Regions from separate parts of the Homo sapiens genome. Here region 1 is linked to region 2. The links are chromatin loops, found by intact Hi-C in ENCODE. Cell type or tissue: ovary. All regions are shown on one strand. Each heading gives the region's core, and the rest is flanking DNA. Links, peaks and the distances in the headings are about the cores only.

Region 1 (9,312 bases), core at 899-8,898, 55 kb after region 2:
TTAGATTGGCTGTGACAGCCTCAAGTTCAGATTCCCTGCCTCTCTGCTCTGTTGTCTAAGTTTTAGGGTCTAGTTCATTCTTAGTGAAATCCCATGAACTCCTGTTCCCCGGCATTCATCTCTTCTCCTCCTGTTCTCTTGGAATAAAATGCTCTGGAGCCCAACATCTTCACCCTTAGTGGCTTAAGATGAACTACCAGCTGGTAATAGTCTATCCTTTTAAGAAAGAGAGGCTAGGAGAAGGGGAAGTGGGGGAATAGTTGAGCAGGAGAATCCTGCCTTGCTGGAATTGTAAAAGGTGAAAGCAGGGCACTGCTTGTGAATTCAGACCTAGTAGGCAGATCATGCATCTCAGCTTCTCCTTTCTATAGGTATGGGTGCAGCAAGCACTCACAGTTGATTACATACAGTGACAATTAAGCTGAATCGATTCTGAGTCTCCATTTCTCTCACCCTCAGCAATCGAATCTCCAAACTCAATTCACTCTGCCCCCATATTCTCTCTAAAACCCACATTTGTTTCATCCTCCCCACTGCCATTGCCTCAAGAAGTTCCATTGTCACCTCTCATCCCAAGAACTGGAATTCTTGCCCACTGTCTCCTTGCATCTGTCCTCCCCCACAACACAATTCAAGGCCATTTCTCCAGAGCTGCTGCAACAGAATCTTGTCTTCCTCAAATATTTATTGAGCATCTACTATATGTCAGGCCCTGTGCTTGGCATTGGAAGAAGAAATGGAAATAAAAGACAGACACTATCCATTGTGGCTGCATTATGCCCCTCCCAACACAACAAATTCGTATGTTGAGGGCCAAACCCCCAGTGCCTCAGAATATAATCATGTTTAGAGAAAGGGTCTTTAGGTAATTACAGAAAAATGAGGTCACAGGAATGAGCCCTATGGAAGGTGATGTGAAGATGCAGGAGGGGACGGTTATCAACAAATCAAGGAGAGAGGCCTCAGAAGAAACCAACCCTTGATCTCGGACCTCCAGCCTCTAGAACTGCTAGAAAACAGAATTCTGTTGTTTAAGCTGACAAGTCCATGGTACTTTGTTGTGGCAGCCATAGTAAACTAGTACACGGTCTCAGAGAGCTTAAGGTTTAGTGTGGGAGATAGGAATTAGTCAAATTTACTATAAACCTAAATTCAAGGCTGGGCACAGTGGCTCATGCTTGTAGTTCCAGCACTTTGAGAAGCCAACGCAGGTGCATCACTTGAACCTAGAGTTTGAGACCAATCTAGGCAACATGGTGAAACTCTATCTCTACAATAAAAATACAGAAATTAGCCAAGTGTGGTGGCATACACCCATAGCTCCAGCTACGTGGGAGGTTGAGGTAGGTGGATCGTTTGAGCCCAGGAGTTGGAGGTTGCAGTGAGCCGAGATAGCACCACTGCACTCCAGCCTGGGTGACAGAGAAAGACCTTGTCTCAAAAATAAATAAATAAATAAAATCTAAGTGTAAAAGTAAATACAACGGTGCTGAGTGCTATGGAAGACTGTAAATGGTGAGCTATAGACATAGATATGGATACAGATATAGTGACATTGATTAGAAATTTGCATACAGGTTGAGATATGCATATAGATATGGATACAGATATAGACAGTGATATCAATATAAAAATATGGATATAGGCCCGGCGCAGTGGCTCACACCTGCAATCCCAGCACTTTGGGAGGCCGCGGCAGGTGAATTGTGAGGTCAGGAAATCGAGACCATTCTGGCTAACATGGTGAAACCCCATCTGTAGTAAAAATACAAAAAATTAGCCAGACATGGTGGCACGCACCTGTAGTCCCAGCTACTTAGGAGGCTGAGGCAGGAAAATCGCTTGAACCCGGAAGGCAGAGGTTGCAGTGAGCTGAGATTGCGCCACTGCACTCCAGCCTGGGGGACAGAGTGAGACTGTCTCTCTCTCTCTCTCTCTCTCTCCATATATATATATATACACATATATACATACACATACATATATACATATATATATGATATGATATATATATGTGTATATATATACATATATACATATATGTATATATATATGATATAGATATGGACAAAAATTAAGATAGGGATATAGATAGGTATATGAGGAAGACCAGCTCTAGTCTAGAGATGAAGTCACAAATGGCTTCCCTGAAAAAACCACAATAGAGGCAAAATAAAGGAAAATGTAGGTCACCTAAAAATATATATGGGGCAGAGATTTCAAATAGAGAAAAGCACATGAAAAGTACCCAGGATTGGAAGGAGCAAGGTCTTTCGCAAAAGCCCACCTGAGAACTCTCGAGTGGAATGAGTAAGGAGACAGGATAGGGGGTGGCACAAGGGGTTGTGAAGGTGAATGCAGAGGCCAAATTCCCTGGTGGCCCCACACTTCCTCTAGAATTTTGTTATAAGTCTTTGACATAGCTTAGAAGGTCTTTTAGGACCTGGCTTCAGTCCATTACCCTTTCATCTCATCCTACTGGTATCCCATAGAGCCAAACCAAGTTATATAAAGGTCCTCAAATGTTTCATGTTCTCTTTTGTATTTCAGCCTTTGAAAACGATGTTCCTTGGGGGTAGGAGCATGCTCTCACCCTTGTCTTCTATCTCTCTCATCCTTTAAGACTCAGTTCAGAACTTGACTCTTCAGGCGGAGGCTTCTCTGAGTCCTGAAGGTAAAGTTCCTTCTTTGTTTATTCAACAAGTTTGTAGCACTCCTGTCATGGAGAGAAGCCTGTGCTGTCTTGGAGCAAGGGCTACAATGATGGTTTTTTAAAAAAGTGAGTGCAATCTCTTTCCTTGAAAACTCCCACTCTCAGGCTTCTCTTCTTTCTCCCCATCATGGTATTCTGCATCTGTGTTGATACTGCATTGCCACATTACGGTAGACTTGTTTACGTGATGGTCTCCCCTACTGGACCACCACGTTTGTTTTGCCGTCTCCTTCAAGAGTTCTTGAAATTTTAGTAGGCACCCAATAGATATTTGATGAATTGGTGAGTGAAAGTGCATTGAACTCCATTTTTTAAATGGGAGGTACAATTATCTCTCATTCTTTACAGCAGGGGTTGGCAAACTTTTTACAAAGGGTCAGATAGTAAACAATGTAAACTTTGTGGAGCAAAAAGCAAAATAAATACTATTAAATACAACCAATTAAAAATATAAAAACCATTCTTCGTCCATAGGCCACAGTTTTATAAAACCCCAGCTTTAGAGTCCTACATCCAGTAGTCAATCAATCAATCACGATGTATGCATGATATAATCAGATGCCAGAGAGGGTAAGGGACCTGGATAAAGTGTCACCTCATGTTTGCACCTTTAGTTTCCCTGCCTCCTAATAATCCTATTATCTCTGTGACTCAGCCTGCCTGGTTTCAATCACCAGTTTTACTGCTTTTCAGATGTGTGACTGTGAAAATTACATAACCTCTCTTTGCCTTAATCTGTCCACCAGTAAAATTGGGATGATGATAATTGTATTCATTTCCAAGGACTGCCCTAACAAATTATCACAAACTGGGTGGCTTAAAACAACAGAAACTAATTCTTTTACAGTTCTGGAGGCCAGAAATCTGAAACCATGATTTTGGCAGGGTGGTACTCCCTTCAAAAGCTCTTGGAGAGAATCCTTCCTTGCCTCTTCCAGCTTCTGGTGGCTCAAGGCATTCCTTGGCTCTAGGGGCTTCATGGTGGCACTCTCTGCCTCCATCTTCACTCCATCTGGCCTGTTCTGTGTGTCTTTTCCATCTATGTCCTCACCTCTTCTGTAAGGACACCTGTCATTGGATTTAGGGCCCAGCCAGAGAATCCAGGATGACCTCATTTTTTTTTTTTTTTTTTTGAGACAGAGTCTTGCTCTGTTGCCCAGCCTGGAGTACAATGGCACCATCTCAGCTCACTGCAACCTCCACCTCGTGGGTTCTAGTGACTCTCCTGCCTCAGCCTCCCTAGTAACTGGGATTACAGGTGCCTGCTCCATGCCTGGCTAATTTTTGTATTTTTATTAGAAGCAGGGGTTCACCATGTTGGCCAGGCTGGTCTCAAACTCCTGACCTCAAGGGATCCACCCACCTTGGCCTCCCAAAGTGCTGGGATTACAGGCATGAGACAACATGCCTGGCCTGCAGATCTTTAGCTTACTTACATCTGCAAAGACCCTTTTTTTCAAATAAAGTCACATTCCCCGGTACTGGGTGGTTTTATCTTCGGGGCCACCACTCAATGCACTGCAATAATTATATACACCTTAGAGGGCTGATGCAAGGATTCTATTAGTTCATTTGGATCAGCACAGTGTCTTGCATATTTGAAGCAATCAATAACACTAAGTATCATAAATAAAAGCATTTACTGAGCATTTACTATGTACCAGCCCAGCACTGGTCATTTTGCATGCCTTCTTTCATGAATGTTCACAATAACCTCATGGAATGGTGTGCCATAGCTCCATCTTATAGAAAGAGCACCTCTCGGCCGGGAGCGGTGGCTCACGCCTGTAATCCCAGCACTTTGGGAGGCTAAGATGGGCAGAACACGGGGTTAGGAGATCGAGACCATCCTGGCTAATACAGTGAAACCCCGTCTCTACTAAAAATACAAAAATTAGCTGGGCGTGGTAATGGGTGCCTGTAATCCCAGCTACTCGGGAGGCTGAGGCAGGAGAATCAGTTGAACGTGGGAGGCAGAGGTTGCAGTGAGCCGAGATCACGCCACTGCACTACAGCCTGGCAACAGAGTGAGACTCTGTCAAAAAAAAAAAAAAAAGAAAGAAAAAGAAAGAGCACCTCTCAGAGCAGTTCTGCTGCACCATGCTTTCTCCTGTTGTCTTTGATCATCTGTCTGTCACTCAGGCATTGCCCTTCCTTGAATACAGTCACCAGGCTTCTCAGGCACAGCTTTTGGGAGGGGTGCACTTAATGTCATCTCCAGGAGGCTTTGGCAGCCAGGTAGGGGTGAGTTAAAACTCTGCTTATCTCATTTTATTTATTTGTATTTTGGGGAGTCTTGCGCTGTCACCCAGACCAGAGTGCAGTGCCGTAATCTCAGCTAACTGCAACCTCTGCCTCCCAGGTTCAAGTGATTCTCCTGCCTTAGCCTCCCGAGTAGCTGGGATTACAGGTGCCCACCACCACACCCAGCTAATGCTTGTATTTTTTTTTTTTTTTATTTTGAGATGGAGTCTTGCTCTGTTCCCCAGGCTGGAGTGCAGTGGCGCAATCTCGGCTCATTGCAAGCTCCTCCTCTCAGGTTCACGCCATTCTCCTGCCTCTGCCTCCCAAGGAGCCGGGACTACAGGCACCCACCAGCACGCCTGGCTAATTTTTTTGTATTTTTAGTAGAGAGGGGGTTTCACTATGTTAGCCAGGATGGTCTCGATCTCCTGACCTCGTGATCCACCCACCTCTGCCTCCCAAAGTGCTGGGATTACAAGCGTGAGCCACCACGCCTGGCCCAATGCTTGTATTTTTAGTAGAGAGGGGATTTCACCAAGTTGGCCATGCTGGTCTCAAACTCCTGACCTTGGCCTCCCAAAGTGTTGGGATTACAGGCGTGAGCCACCGAGCCCGGCCTCCATCTCACTTTAAAACTCTCCTCATTTGCCATTGTTTTTTGTAAGAAGCTATGGAGGGAAAAGAAAAAAAAATAGACTTTTGAAAGTTTTAATTGCTCAAAGATGCCATTGCTGCAAGCACTCACATGTATTTTTCCACACAGGCTCAGGAAAGAAAGTGGTGAAAGTCCATGAACCTCACAAAGCCCTGCTCCCGGTAGCCCATCACACAAGAATATTAATTTAACTAAGCTCATAATGACAGATTTTGCCAGAGAGCTCTGAGAGAACTTGAGGTGCTTCCTCTGAATTTTAGCACCCATCCCGGAAAAACTAAAAAGATATTGCCTCCACCAACCGCCATATCTAGGTGGGTTATTAGAGATTCAGGCTTGAGAGATAGAGACCTCATTGATGAAAGTGGATCTTTATTCTAAAGCCCTAAATGTAGATAAAAAGGCATAGAAGACCAGGATCCAAGTCCTAGGGATGCTTCTTGCTAGCTACATGTTATTAGCCAGTTGCTCTGAGCCTCAGTTATTGCATCTGTGAAATGGGAATAACAACAACAGCCTCACTGACACGCACTTAGGATTAAATGGTACAATGTATAAGAAAATTACCTGTAACGTAAATATTTAATAATTTTAATATGTTTCTCAAATGTTTAATTTCCCTTGATCTTTCATGTTTTCTTTTTCTTTTTTTTTTTTTTTTTTTTTTTTTTTTTTTTTTTTTTTTTTTGAGACAGACGCTCACTCTGTCACCCTGTCTATTCTCCTGCCTCAGCCTCCTGAGTAGCTGGGACTACGGGCACCCGCCACCACGGCCGGCTAATTTTTTGTATTTTTAGTAGAGACGGGGTTTCACTGTGTTAGCCAGGATGGTCTCGATCTCCTGACCTCATGATCTGCCTGCCTCGACCTCCCAAAGTGCTGGGATTACAGGCGTGAGCCACCGCGCCTGGCCATGTTTTCTTTTTTTTTTTTGAGATGGAGTTTCACTCTTGTTGCCCAGGCTGGAGTGCAATGGCACAATCTCGGCTCACCGCAACCTCTGCCTCCCGGGTTCAAGCGATTCTCCTGCCTCAGCCTCCCAAGTAGCTGAGATTACAGGCGTGTGCCACCATGCCTGGCTAATTTTTTTGTATTTTTAGTAGAGACAGGGTTTCACCGTGTTAGCCAGGATGGTCTTGATCTCCTGACCTCGTGATCCACCCGCCTTGGCCTCCCAAAGTTCTGGGATTACAGGCGTGAGCCACTGTGCCCGGCCCATATTTTCTTATATAAAAATTGAAGGAGTTGGAGTTTGTGCTACCTCTGGGTAGCATTCCAGATTTTACCGGTCTGAAAGACAGAAGGACATCATTAGGTCTTAACTCATTCTTTGCCCAGAAATAAAAGCCCCAAAGCATGAATGTGGAAAACCCACCCTGGCCGTCGTCCCCTCCTTCTTTGTCTTCTAGAGTCTCTGTGGCCATTTGTTTCTTATTTGCCAGCCACATTGAACAAACAGATTTCTCTCAGTTAAGTAGACATTTCTGAGCACCTCCTTCATGCCCACCCCAATATAAAGGAGAGGAAGATAAAACCATCTCAGATCATCCCATGTGAAGGAATTAGACAGAAAACCGATGCAAGTTCCCAGTCATTGTTAATTTTTTTTATGAAACAGAGTTTCACTCTTGTTGCCTAGACTAGAGTGCAGTGGCACGACGTCGGCTCACTGCAACCTCTGCCTCCTGAGTTTGGGCGATTCTCCTGCCTCAGCCTCCCAAGTAGCTACAGGCAACCACCACCAGGCCTGGCTAATTTTTTTGTATTTTCAGTACAGACAGAGTTTCACTATGCTGGCCAGGCTGGTCTTGAACTCCCGACCTCAGGCGATCTGCCCATGTTGGCCTTCCAAAGTGCTGGGATTACAGGTGTGAGCCACCGTGCCTGGCCTCGTTGTTAGTTTTTTTAAAAAAACTTTTATTTTAGGTTAAGGGGTACATGAGAAGGTTTGCTACGTAGGTGAACTTGTGGCACAGGGATGTGTTGTCCAGATTATTTCATCATTCAAGTATTAAGTCCGGTACCCCATAGTTATTTTTTTCTTCCCCTCTCCCTCCTCCCACCCTCTATTCTGAAGTACACCCCAGTGTCTTTTGTTCCCTTCTTTGTGTCTAGTGTTCTCATCATTTAGTTCCCACTTATAAGTGAGAACAATCGGTGTTTGGTTTTCTGTTCCTGTGTTAGTTTGCTGAGGATAATGGCCTCTGGCTCCATCCATGCTCCCAAAAAAGACATGAACCCATTCTTTTTTACGGCTGCATAGTATTCCATGGTGTATATGTACCACGTTTTCTTTATCCAATCTGTCAAGGTTGATTCCTAATGTCTTCGCTATTGTGAATAGTGTTGCAATGAACATTCATGTTCATGTGTTTTTATGGTAGAATGATTTATATTATTCTGGTTATATATGAAGTAATGGGATTGCTGGGTTGAACGGTGGTTCTTCTTTTAGCTTTTTGAGGAATCAAGATACTACTTTCCACAATGGTTGAACTAATTTACATTCCCACCAATCATGGAGTAGGTAAAATTAACATGTACAAGGACAACACTGGAATTCTTCCTAGAGGAAGAAAAATCTGGGATTTTATGGTAAGGGTAACTAACTAATTCAGTAGTCATCTGCTGGTTACCTACTGTGTACTAGGAACTATTCTATACTTGAGTGGTACACAGCAACAAAAAAAGTCAGAGCTCCTGATATCATGGACCTTACATTCCAGTACAGGAAAGAGGAAAGGATGTACACATAGTTTACACAATACTATGTGTACAAGTACACAATAGTGTAATTGGCTAATCTCACGTAGTGATAAGAAAGTAAAATAGGACCGTGCTTTTATGAGAGTAAAAAATAGGATCCTCTCAGAACACATGAATAGCTTCCCTGGGCTTATAAATATGGGAGAATGATACAGTCACTTCCTTCTGGTTCTGGAATGAGAGACAGAGGGCGTGATGCATGCTCTCTGTAACCTGGGGCCCCTGAGAAGGTAGGCTGCTCACAAGCAGCCCCTGCCCCTCCACATTCCCTCTGCTGAAGTAAAAACAGAAAACAAAAACAGAGTCTTCTCTTCCTGTCAGCCTCAGCCAGAAACATCACACCAAAAAAAAAAAAAAAATGAAAAAACAAAAACAAAAAAACACAAAAAACAGTTCAAACTCGTCAAAGGGAAAGACAAAAGACAAGCTGCCTCCAGCACCTCTGTTGGTTAGTTTGCTGTAAAGTGAAACAGCTGCTAAGAAATGACAGAGCTTATTGAAATAAATTCCAACATTTATAATCAATTACCTGGCCCTGTCTGGAAACCGCTGTTTGATTTAAGAACAATTTCAACAGAAGCTGAAGAGGCAGGTGTTCACCTCTCTTTAATTCCTCCCTACCAGAACTTTCTCACCTCTTTCTTTTCTTTCTTTGTCTCTCGGTAAAAAAAAAAAAAAAAAAAAAAAAAAAAAATTATCTCTCATAAAGGGTATATGTTCTTTTTCCTCTTTTTTTAAATGTTGTTCCAAATCCAGCAGATCATGTCACTGCTGTTTGACCTTCAGGAATGCAGGCGAGTGGTTGAATCTCCTCCAAAGGCCTTTCCTGACAGAAGGTCTTAAAATAAAGCCCTTAGGTTTTTCTCTGCACAAACTTCTGTCATCTCTGCCCAGAGGCTTAGTGGGCGGTTTGAGGACACTCATCTGAAGGAGG
Region 2 (9,312 bases), core at 822-8,821:
ACTCAAAAAACTAATGATGACACCTCCCTACTATGCTTTAAAATAATAATGAACTTAATAATTTCTGTAACTTCAACATTCCAGTCTCTGTTGGAATCTCTTTTCAACAATCCCTCAGGAAAGGAATATATTTGAATGGATTTCCAACATCATAACCTATGATGGTCCGAAGTTCTCTCCCCCGGATTTCTGAGAGTCCCAGAACTCATTTCTTGGTGCTTTTCTCTGTTTCTCTCATGCATGAACTTGAACAACCGCAAACTAATGTACTCTGCACTCATCCTGCACAAAAGTCAGCCTCTCTTGTGGCTAACACAAGAGGCCAATGCACTACCAGCAGCCCATGCTAGTTACTGGTATAAGTTATGGAAGGCTTGGGAGACACACAAGGAAGGTCTGTTAATCACCATTTCTGTTTGTGATAATAAGCAGACCCTCCATTACCTCATTGTGTCCCCCCCACCAACCTACCCTATCCACCCCCCTCTCATCTTGGCATAAACAGAAATTCTTTTCTTATGGGAAGGGCAGTTAATCCAACTCCTAGGTGATTCCTGCCCTCAAACCGGAGTCATCAAGTTTTTTTAAGTAAATATAATACTCATTTTTTTTAAGCCCAAAACTCCTTTCAGAGTTGCTTTGCTCTGGGATTTTTTTTTTCCTCAAGACAGAGTCTTGCTCTCACTCTGTCACCCAGGCTGGGGTGCAGTGGCCCAATCTCAGCTCACTGAAACCTCTGCCACCCAGGTTCAAGTGATTCTCATGCCTCAGCCTCCCAAGTAGCTGGGATTACAGGTGTCTGTCACCACACCCAACTAATTTTTGTCTTTTTTGTAGAGACAGGGTTTCACATGTTGGCCAAGCTGGTCTCAAACTCCTGACCTCAAGTAATTGGCCTGCCTCAGCCTCCTAAAGTGCTAGGATTACAGGCATGAGTCACCATGCTTGGCCTGCTCTGGTTTTAATGGTTTTTCCAAAAAGTGATGGGCAAAGATGTTCCTACTTGTTTGCGAAAGAGACAGTTTTCTCTCCAGAGTGATTGGTAAGAGGTCTGTGGAAGACTCCTGGCCTTCCAAGTGCTACATCAATTTGAAAGTGCCAGAAGCTATCCCCTACCCTACCCAACATTTCAAATCTACATGGGGCAAGTTAACTAACCTCTCTAGGCCTCAGTTTCCTCATTTCTCAAAAGGGGATGATGATGCCAGCCTTATGAGGATTACATTCCATTTCCTTTTCCCAGAGACCTCATTTTATTCTCTACACAAAGACAGATGGTAAGAGTGTGAGGCTGGAAATTGTCCCTGAGTGCTGTGAAAGGCCACGTGCCAAGATTAACCTGAATTTTTCTTTGCAAATGGCTTTGACTCAATGGGACAGGGTGCACCAACTCAGAGCCCAGGAACCTGGGGGGAAGACAGTTGAAAAGACAATGATCTTCATGGTGCTAACCCTTCAAAGAAAAAGAAACCATTGCAGACAGCAAAGTGTCCTGCCCCTCATTTCCCCTGCGGCGTATGATTTGAGCAATGATGCAAGCTGCCATCTTCTCTATCAGAACCCATTCACCCGTTGCTAAGTCTGAAAAAGATGTCTTTAACCTTCAGTTTTAAGAAGCAGCTTGGTGCTCCATCCTCCCACGCGGAATACAAGTTTATTCTGCTTTTGAAAAGAACAGAATGGTGGCCACACTAACTGGGTTTATGGCTCCTCCAGCCCTCCCAGTAAGCCCAGAAACACTGTGAATTTTCTGCCTCCTGCTCCAGCCCCTTCCAAACCACCAGGATTTGAGTACTGCTGCTGTCCCTCAGGAAACAGTCTTTCAGCCTCAAGCATGAATTATTAATTTCACTGCTTTGGCAGGGTCATTTATCAAAATTCCCTCAAAAGTTCAATTAGGAATGGCCTGCCTCCCAAATTGGGGTTGGTGTTCTCATCTCCTGTAGCCAGCTTGTGGTCTGCAGAGTTGCCTTGACCACCCTCAGTTTGGGGAGTACCAGATGAAATCAATCACACCTCCCACTTATCGACTTCACAATTTTCACTGCAAGAAAGCACCACCGAGGAGATGGGGCAGATAAATGTTTTCCCTTTTCCACAGCACACCTGATTTTTGCTCCTACAGAACCAAAGGATGGGACTTCACCCCTACACCCACAGTGCCCCCAACCGCCCTGCATCCCAGATCCAGCTCACCTTGGGAAATCAGGGGCGCGCGGAGACCTTACTCCCGGTTCAAGCCCATATCATGTTTTTTGGTTACTAGTGACTCTGCCTCCCTCCTCCATGCCGCCCCCTCCAAACTCATTTGCATTCAGCAGCCTGAGGAATAGTTTTAAATGCAAATTGGATCTTGCTGCTTTCCTGCCTAAACATCAATGACTCCTTCTTGCCTGAATGAGAAGACCCAAACACCTAAACACCGGGGTCAAGCCTCTTTGGATTCTAAGCTCCACAATATCTCCATTTCTTAGAACAGCACATGGCCCGAAAGAACATCTCCAGACTGAATAAACCTGGTCTCTGTTCTCTCCTCACCTCTCTCTCTTTCTACTTCTCATTTTATTCTCAGCAACACCACCTGCTTACCATTCCTCCCACAAACCATACTGATTCTCACCCACTCCTTCTTTTTCATATTTTTTTCCAAATTTTTATTGTGTTAAAATACACATAATATAAAATGCACCTTCCTAGCCATTTGCAAGGATGCAGTTCAGTGGTATTAAATACATTCACGTTGTTGGGCAACCAATTTCCAGAACTCTGAACTCTTTTCATCTTGTAACACTGAAACTCTATATCTCCTAAGCAGTAACTTCCCTTTCCCCACTCCCTCCAGCTCCTGGCAACCTTCATTCTACTCTCTGCCTCTATGAATGTGACTATTCCAAGTATCCCCGTGTAGGTGGACTCATACAGTGTGTGTCACTTATTTCCCTTAGCATAATGACCTCGAGGTTCAACCATGTTGTAACATGTCAGAATTCCCTTCCTTTTTAAAGCTGAATTTCATTCCATCAATGGGATAAACAATATATTGCTAATCCATTCATCTGTCAGTGGACGCTTATATTGATTCCACATTTTAGCTATCATGAATGATGCTGCTATGACAACCCTCTTTAAAAAAAAAAATCGAAACTTCCTGCTTGAAGTGTCTCCTCTTCAGATAGCACCTGCTTATCATTTCATTCCTGGCCATCACCTCTTTCAGAAGGTTCCTCCTGCAGTCCACCCACCATATTGAACTAGGGACCTCTCATTCCACAACACTCTGAGCACAGCCTGATGATACTGACATGGACAGGACGCAGGGAAATACTAAGTAGAAAAAGATGGTTCCCTGGCAAAAGCCCCACTCTCAAGCCTGGAAACCACAGCCCTAAATAATAACAGTTATACCTGTTTTCCTACCCAAATGTTGCCTTTTATGGCCCACCCCACCCGCCTATCCTGTGTCCATATAAACCCCAGACCTCAGCTAGCAAGTGGCTAAACGTCAAGAGAAGAAGGAGCAACTGAGCGTTGGAGACTACAGATAGATACGGCTTAACTACAGACAGCGTGACTTCAGAGAGGAGAAGGCCAGGCTTCAGGGAAAGATCACCTTCCTCCCACACCATTCCCTTTTCAGCTCCCTTTCTGCTGAGAGCCACTTCCACTGCTTAATAAAATCCTTTGCATTCATCACCTTTCAAACATTTGTGTGACCTGATTCTTCCTGGATGCCAAACAAGAGGAAGGCAAGGTGTAAAAGGCTGTCACCCTGACTTTCCACTGAGCTGGTTAACACTTAGCTGTGCAGGGACAGCAACTGCTAAAACAGCATTAATTGTAACACACCCCTAGATGCTGCCGTGGGGCTGGAGCCCAGAAGCACTCACCCTGGCCCTGGCACCTGCTCAGTTGCATGCCTTCGTTTCTGCAAGAAGTTTGAGCATGGCAGTGGTGGCAGCTGAGTAAGCGAGCCCCATCCCTGTCACAAGTGCCATGAAGGGGACAAGGGAACACTCCTCTCTCAATATCAGGGCCACAGCAGAGAGCAAGGACCACTGTGCCTCATGCAGTTCTGTTTCCCAGCACTTTGTACAGTGCTGATGTGCAGAGTTTCCACCAAAGCCTTCAAGTCCACCCGTGCCTCTGCAGTACTTCTCTCAAGGACTTTGGGACTAATGTTCCTTAGGTGCTACTTCAGTTTTCCACCTTCTTTTCAAATACAAACGACACCATTTTCTTTGTTTCATAGAACTATGTTCTTATGGATGGTGTGCTTTAATTTTCTTCTTTGTAAAATAAGTTGGCATGACAAGGAGCTGTTTGAATTGTAGGGAGGGAGGCAAGATTTCCAAACTCATGGAATGAAATGAGATGGGGGGTCGTGAAAACAGAGTGCACAGGATGGTGAAATGGCTCTATAGAGTGCTCTAGCTGACTGCGTGTTTTTATTTATTTATTTATCTAATTTTAAGTTCAGAGGTGCATGCACAGGTTTGTTATATAGGTAAACTTGTGTCATGGTGGTGTGTTGAACAGATTATTTCATCACCCAGGCACTAAGCCTAATACCCATGAGTTATTTTTTCTGATCCTCTCCTTCTTCCCACCCTCCACCCTCCAATAGGCCCCAGTGTGTGTTGTTCCCCTCAATGTGTGTTCATGTGTTCTCATCATTTAGCTGCCACTTAAAAGTGAGTACGTTATCCTTAGCAAGCTAAAGCAGGAACAATCCTCCACTTTTATAGAGACGGCCAAGGAGAAGAAAGTCTCCTCTCAAATTACTTGTATTTATTTTCTCCTCCAAAAGGCAGCCTGAGTCCTGCTATGTCATAGTTTTCTTTCTCAGAAGAAACACGGACCGTGTTCCCTAGGAAGGAAAAACTCTTAAAAATGCACCCTCAGCCGGACACAGTGGCTTACTCCTGTAATCCCAACACTTTGGGAGGCCAAGGCAGGAGGATCACGAGGTCAAGAGTTTGATACCAGCCTGAACAACATGGTGAAACCCCATATCCTAAAAATACAAAAATTAGCTGGGCATGGTGGCACGCACCTGTAATCCCAGCTACTCAGGAGGCTGAGGCAGAAGAATAGCTTGAACCTGGGAGGCAGAGATTGCATGAGCTGAGATTGTGCCATTTTACTCCAGCCTGGGTGGCAGAGTGAGACTCCATCTCAAAAAAATAAAATAAATAAAATAAATGCACACTCTGCCTCTCCACTGACCACAAATGGTGTCAGACTTCTTCCAATCTTCTTCAACCCCAGCATGAGTGTTCATCCCTTCACTTAACTCTACCCCAGGAGTTTGGGGGCCTTTGGTTCTCTTTCTCAGACTGGTGTTAATTAGCCATTTAGGAAATCTAGATGTTGGCTCCAAAATTTCTGTACCCCTTTCTCCAGGAGGCCCTGTGAGAGTCCTACATAAACAGGGCTCTGAATGACTTGTCCAGATAATCTCACCATGCAGATTAAGCCCCACAGTGATTCTCATAATGATAGTAATACTCCACACTTCCATGTTATTGCACTCTTAGTTCATTCATCCTTTCAACAGCTGTTTATTACTTATGGAGTGCTTACCCCAAGCAAGGCACTGACATTGATGATAGGGAAGCAGCAACTTTACAAAAAGCAAAAGTGTTGATGCATGGACTCCCCTGCTGTTATGAGCTGGTTTAAAGTCCTTGGTCTAGAAGCATCTCTTAACTAGTATCATCTTGACCCTTTGAACTTATTGACCAATTCAGATTCTTTAACCTGACCCTATGTGGGGCTCTGTAGACAAGTTTCCAGTGCTTGAATCCTAGGTCAATCTACTCTGGGGAATTAATTTCCCCACTTCATACAGGCTAGCCTTTGAAATCTGACTTTACCATTGACCTTGATAAACAGTGAGAAGAGACCAAATCTTCAAGAAATCAGTATATGAATTCGCTGTAATTAAATAGCAATTTGTACATGAAATTCTTAAATCCTTGTGTTATCTGCTTGAGGGCAGACACCAGGTCTCTCTTATGCACCGTCATAGCCTAGCACTGCACAAAGTAAGTCTTCAGTAAATATTTACTGAATGACCAAGCAAAGGAATGAATCAGTGTGTTCTGGGGCCCCCGCCATCTTAGCTTGACTCTGATGTATCTCTTCTCCGATAGAGTTTATTCCATTTTGACCCTGACAGCAAAGATCCCCACAAGTTTATTCATTGCAGTTCAAGTCACAGGGCTGGTGCAAGCAGCAATGACCTGTTTGTTGGCAATGCCACTGCACACTGATGGACTTCCATAGTAATTCAACATTATTATGTGTCAAATATGATTTATGGTTTAATACAATGCCAGTTTTATAACTGCATTATTGCTATATATTTACATCTGGAAAAAAAATAAATCACAGTGAAATTTTCCACTTTGAAGGACTTCATCTGAGTCCTAAGTGGTGAGACAACCCAGGTTGTATTTTCTCAAGCTGAAATTCTGGGGCAGCTCCACGCTTGAAAATCGAGCAAAATCAGTTAATTGTTTTCGATTGCATACAGTTTTGCAATCTATTTGTTATCCTTTTATCTTAAATTTCCTCAGTGTGCAATGGGCATTAATCCTCTACCTTGAGGAATTCAGGAGTCCTTGGAAAGCCAGCAGTACTTCAGAGAAAGCCATTGTCTCCTCAGTCATCACCCTTAGTACTAGAAAACATTCAAGAAATGCCGAAAACATTATATAAAGGCCTCATTCATACCACTCAGGCTCTTCTGTTAGCTGGGCTTTGTTGTTGCTGCTGCTGCTGTTGTTATTGTTGTTGATTTGCTTATTTTTCAGCCAAAAATTTACCAGGGATACCTTTTCATCACAATAGAGGTATATTTATTTTAATGTAGGTATTTGATTTATGTGCATTCTGTAATGTATACATATTCCTGTCCCTTATTATGGACACTCTACATTGTTTGTAATTTCTCATTATAAACAACACTGCAAAGAACATCTTTGGACAACTGTTTGCACACTTGTGCATTTTTATTTCATTCAGGAAAACCCCTAAATACATTTCAGAGTCAAGGGGTGAAACTTTTTTTTAAAATAACATTTTTTAAAGGGCATAGTATGCATCAGTATTGATTGACACAAAAACTTCTATTAAATTCTGATGCCCACTTAGATGTCACCTCCTCTACACAGCCCCCCTTGATTTCTCCACTGCTATGCCATTGGCAGAATTAACTACTACTACTATTTAGCTATCTTAATATGTTATAAGTCTTTATGTAGAAGGCTTGTTCTCCAGAATAAATTAGTCACTTGCACATCTATCCACACTATTGGGCTATGAACTCTTACAGGGAAGATGTGTTGCACCTTGTTTATCTATGTAATCCAAATGTCTGATACATAATAGGTGTCATATGCAATCAAAATGCTGTTAGGGAATTATTGGAAGAGCTACCAAATTCTAAGTTTCCAATGCACAGTCTTTTAGGTGATAGAAAAGCTCCCTATGAGAAGCCACTAAAAGGTTTTAAGCAGGTTGTTCTCTGAGATAATTCCTGTGTGTGTGTGTGTGTGTGTGTGTGTGTGTGTGTATGTGTTTCATAATTGATTGAATTATTTCCTCCCTTCCTTTCCTTTCTTTTCTCCCCCTCTGCCTTTAAGAACTAGTTGTCTGACCTCTTGAAATGAGGTAACAATTCTCAAAAGAGGGGAGAACCAGAAGGTAGTTCCCAAGGTAGCCCCATGCTACAGAGGATCCCTCAGCAGGGACTGGATTCCACAGAGTGGCCAGCATAGAGGTGGAAGTGGAGGGGGCTCCTGAGACTCCTCAAATGTCCTGGGTCCCAGCAGTGAAAGCTCACCTTGGCCTCTGGGACGGGTAACAGCCGTTTGACTTTGACACCCTTTCTCTCTCTTACTTCCCTCTTTCCATATCTAATCCATCACCAAGTGCTCCCAATGTAATCTTAAAATGGCTCAAATCCATCCACTTCTCTTCAACTCCACTGCTACTTCCCCCATCCAAGCTGCCATCATCTTTCACCTGAATGTCTTTCATAGGCTCTTAATTGGTCTTCCTGCTTGCCCACTTGCCCCTCCAGTTAGTTCCACATCATGGCATCAGAGTAAATTGACAGAAGAGAAGAAGAAGTGGGAGTGGAGTGGAGGGGAGGGAAGAGCAGAGGAGAGGAGAAGAGGTGAGAAACCCTGGAGTTAGCAAAATAATTTTAAAATGTATCTGCTACCTACTGGGTACAATGTACACTATTCAGATCATGGATACACGAAAAGCCAGACTTCACCACTGTGCAGTATATCCAAGTAACACAACTCAATTTTACCCCTAAATCCATAAAAATAACTTAATTTTTAAAAAATTAAAATAAAATAAAATGTAGCTTCTCACCTGCATTTTTTGTTCCTTCTTCATGAACCCTATTTAACTTAACCCTTAAGTTAACTTAACCCTATTAACCTTTAAGTTAACTTAACCCTATTAAGGGTTAAGTTAAATAGGGTATATGGTTTATTGACTATTAAATAGTTAACCCTATTTAACTCCATGTACCCTATTTAGCCATGTTATCCACAAAGAAACACACCACTACGTTGGGAAGTTCAGTTTCATGCTTACCTTTCAATAAATAACTAGGATAACCTACCATAACAATTTTAAGTATTTTTACTGACTAAAAACATCCAACCGTAGAATTTTTTATCTTGCTTTTCAGAATTGATGTGTTCCCAGAAAATATCTTTGGGTAAATCCATTCTCTCATCAACTTCCACTAAGAAATTGAAGAGGAATTCCCAAATGGAGATGGAGAAACCTTCAAAAGACAAAGTTGAAAACTTTCATAAAGGAGGGGTTTCTAATAATGGGCAACTTTGTGGCACGGAGCTCCTTCCTTTACTCCAGGATGGTTCTGAGCTGGGTATGGGCACTTCTCTTTCCTCTGTGGCCTCGTAGAGGGGAGTCCGGAAACCATGGCTGGCTCAGCAATTCCACTTCCTATGCTACAGATTAAAGACATAAAAAGAACTAGGATTCATAAGTTATGGAAATGTAAGGTCTCAATTCCACAAAGAACAAGTCTAGAGAAGGCAGAAGCTAGAAATAGATGTTGACATTACAGATCAAGTTTTTGGAGAAAATAAAATCATGATGGGATCAAACAGGGTCTGGTTCTCAAATACAACTTGGCTTCGCTTATCAGCCAATTTATTTTTAACTTTTTTACTCTTTTTCAAAAAATATTTTTAGTTTCCATAGCTTTAGGGATACAAGTAGTTTTTGTTTACATAAATGAATTGTACAGTGGTG

The links. Peaks named below come from ENCODE experiments on the same cell type or tissue, not always from the same donor. Only the 100,000 strongest peaks of a DNase experiment are listed, where the experiment ranks them.
Region 1: it touches region 2 in a loop (4-fold over the local background); 2 of 110 quality-filtered maps call a loop at or near these places.

What each region holds. Positions count from the first base shown.
Region 1 is chr16:8,311,080-8,320,391 of GRCh38, forward strand. No RefSeq gene overlaps it. Among named protein-coding and RNA genes, the nearest start is that of LINC02152, 19 kb to the left of the region's middle. In ovary, for the core only: no CTCF peak of the experiment used is centred there; no DNase peak of the experiment used is centred there.
Region 2 is chr16:8,256,441-8,265,752 of GRCh38, forward strand. No RefSeq gene overlaps it. Among named protein-coding and RNA genes, the nearest start is that of LINC02152, 35 kb to the right of the region's middle. In ovary, for the core only: no CTCF peak of the experiment used is centred there; a DNase peak (open chromatin) is centred at 3,901.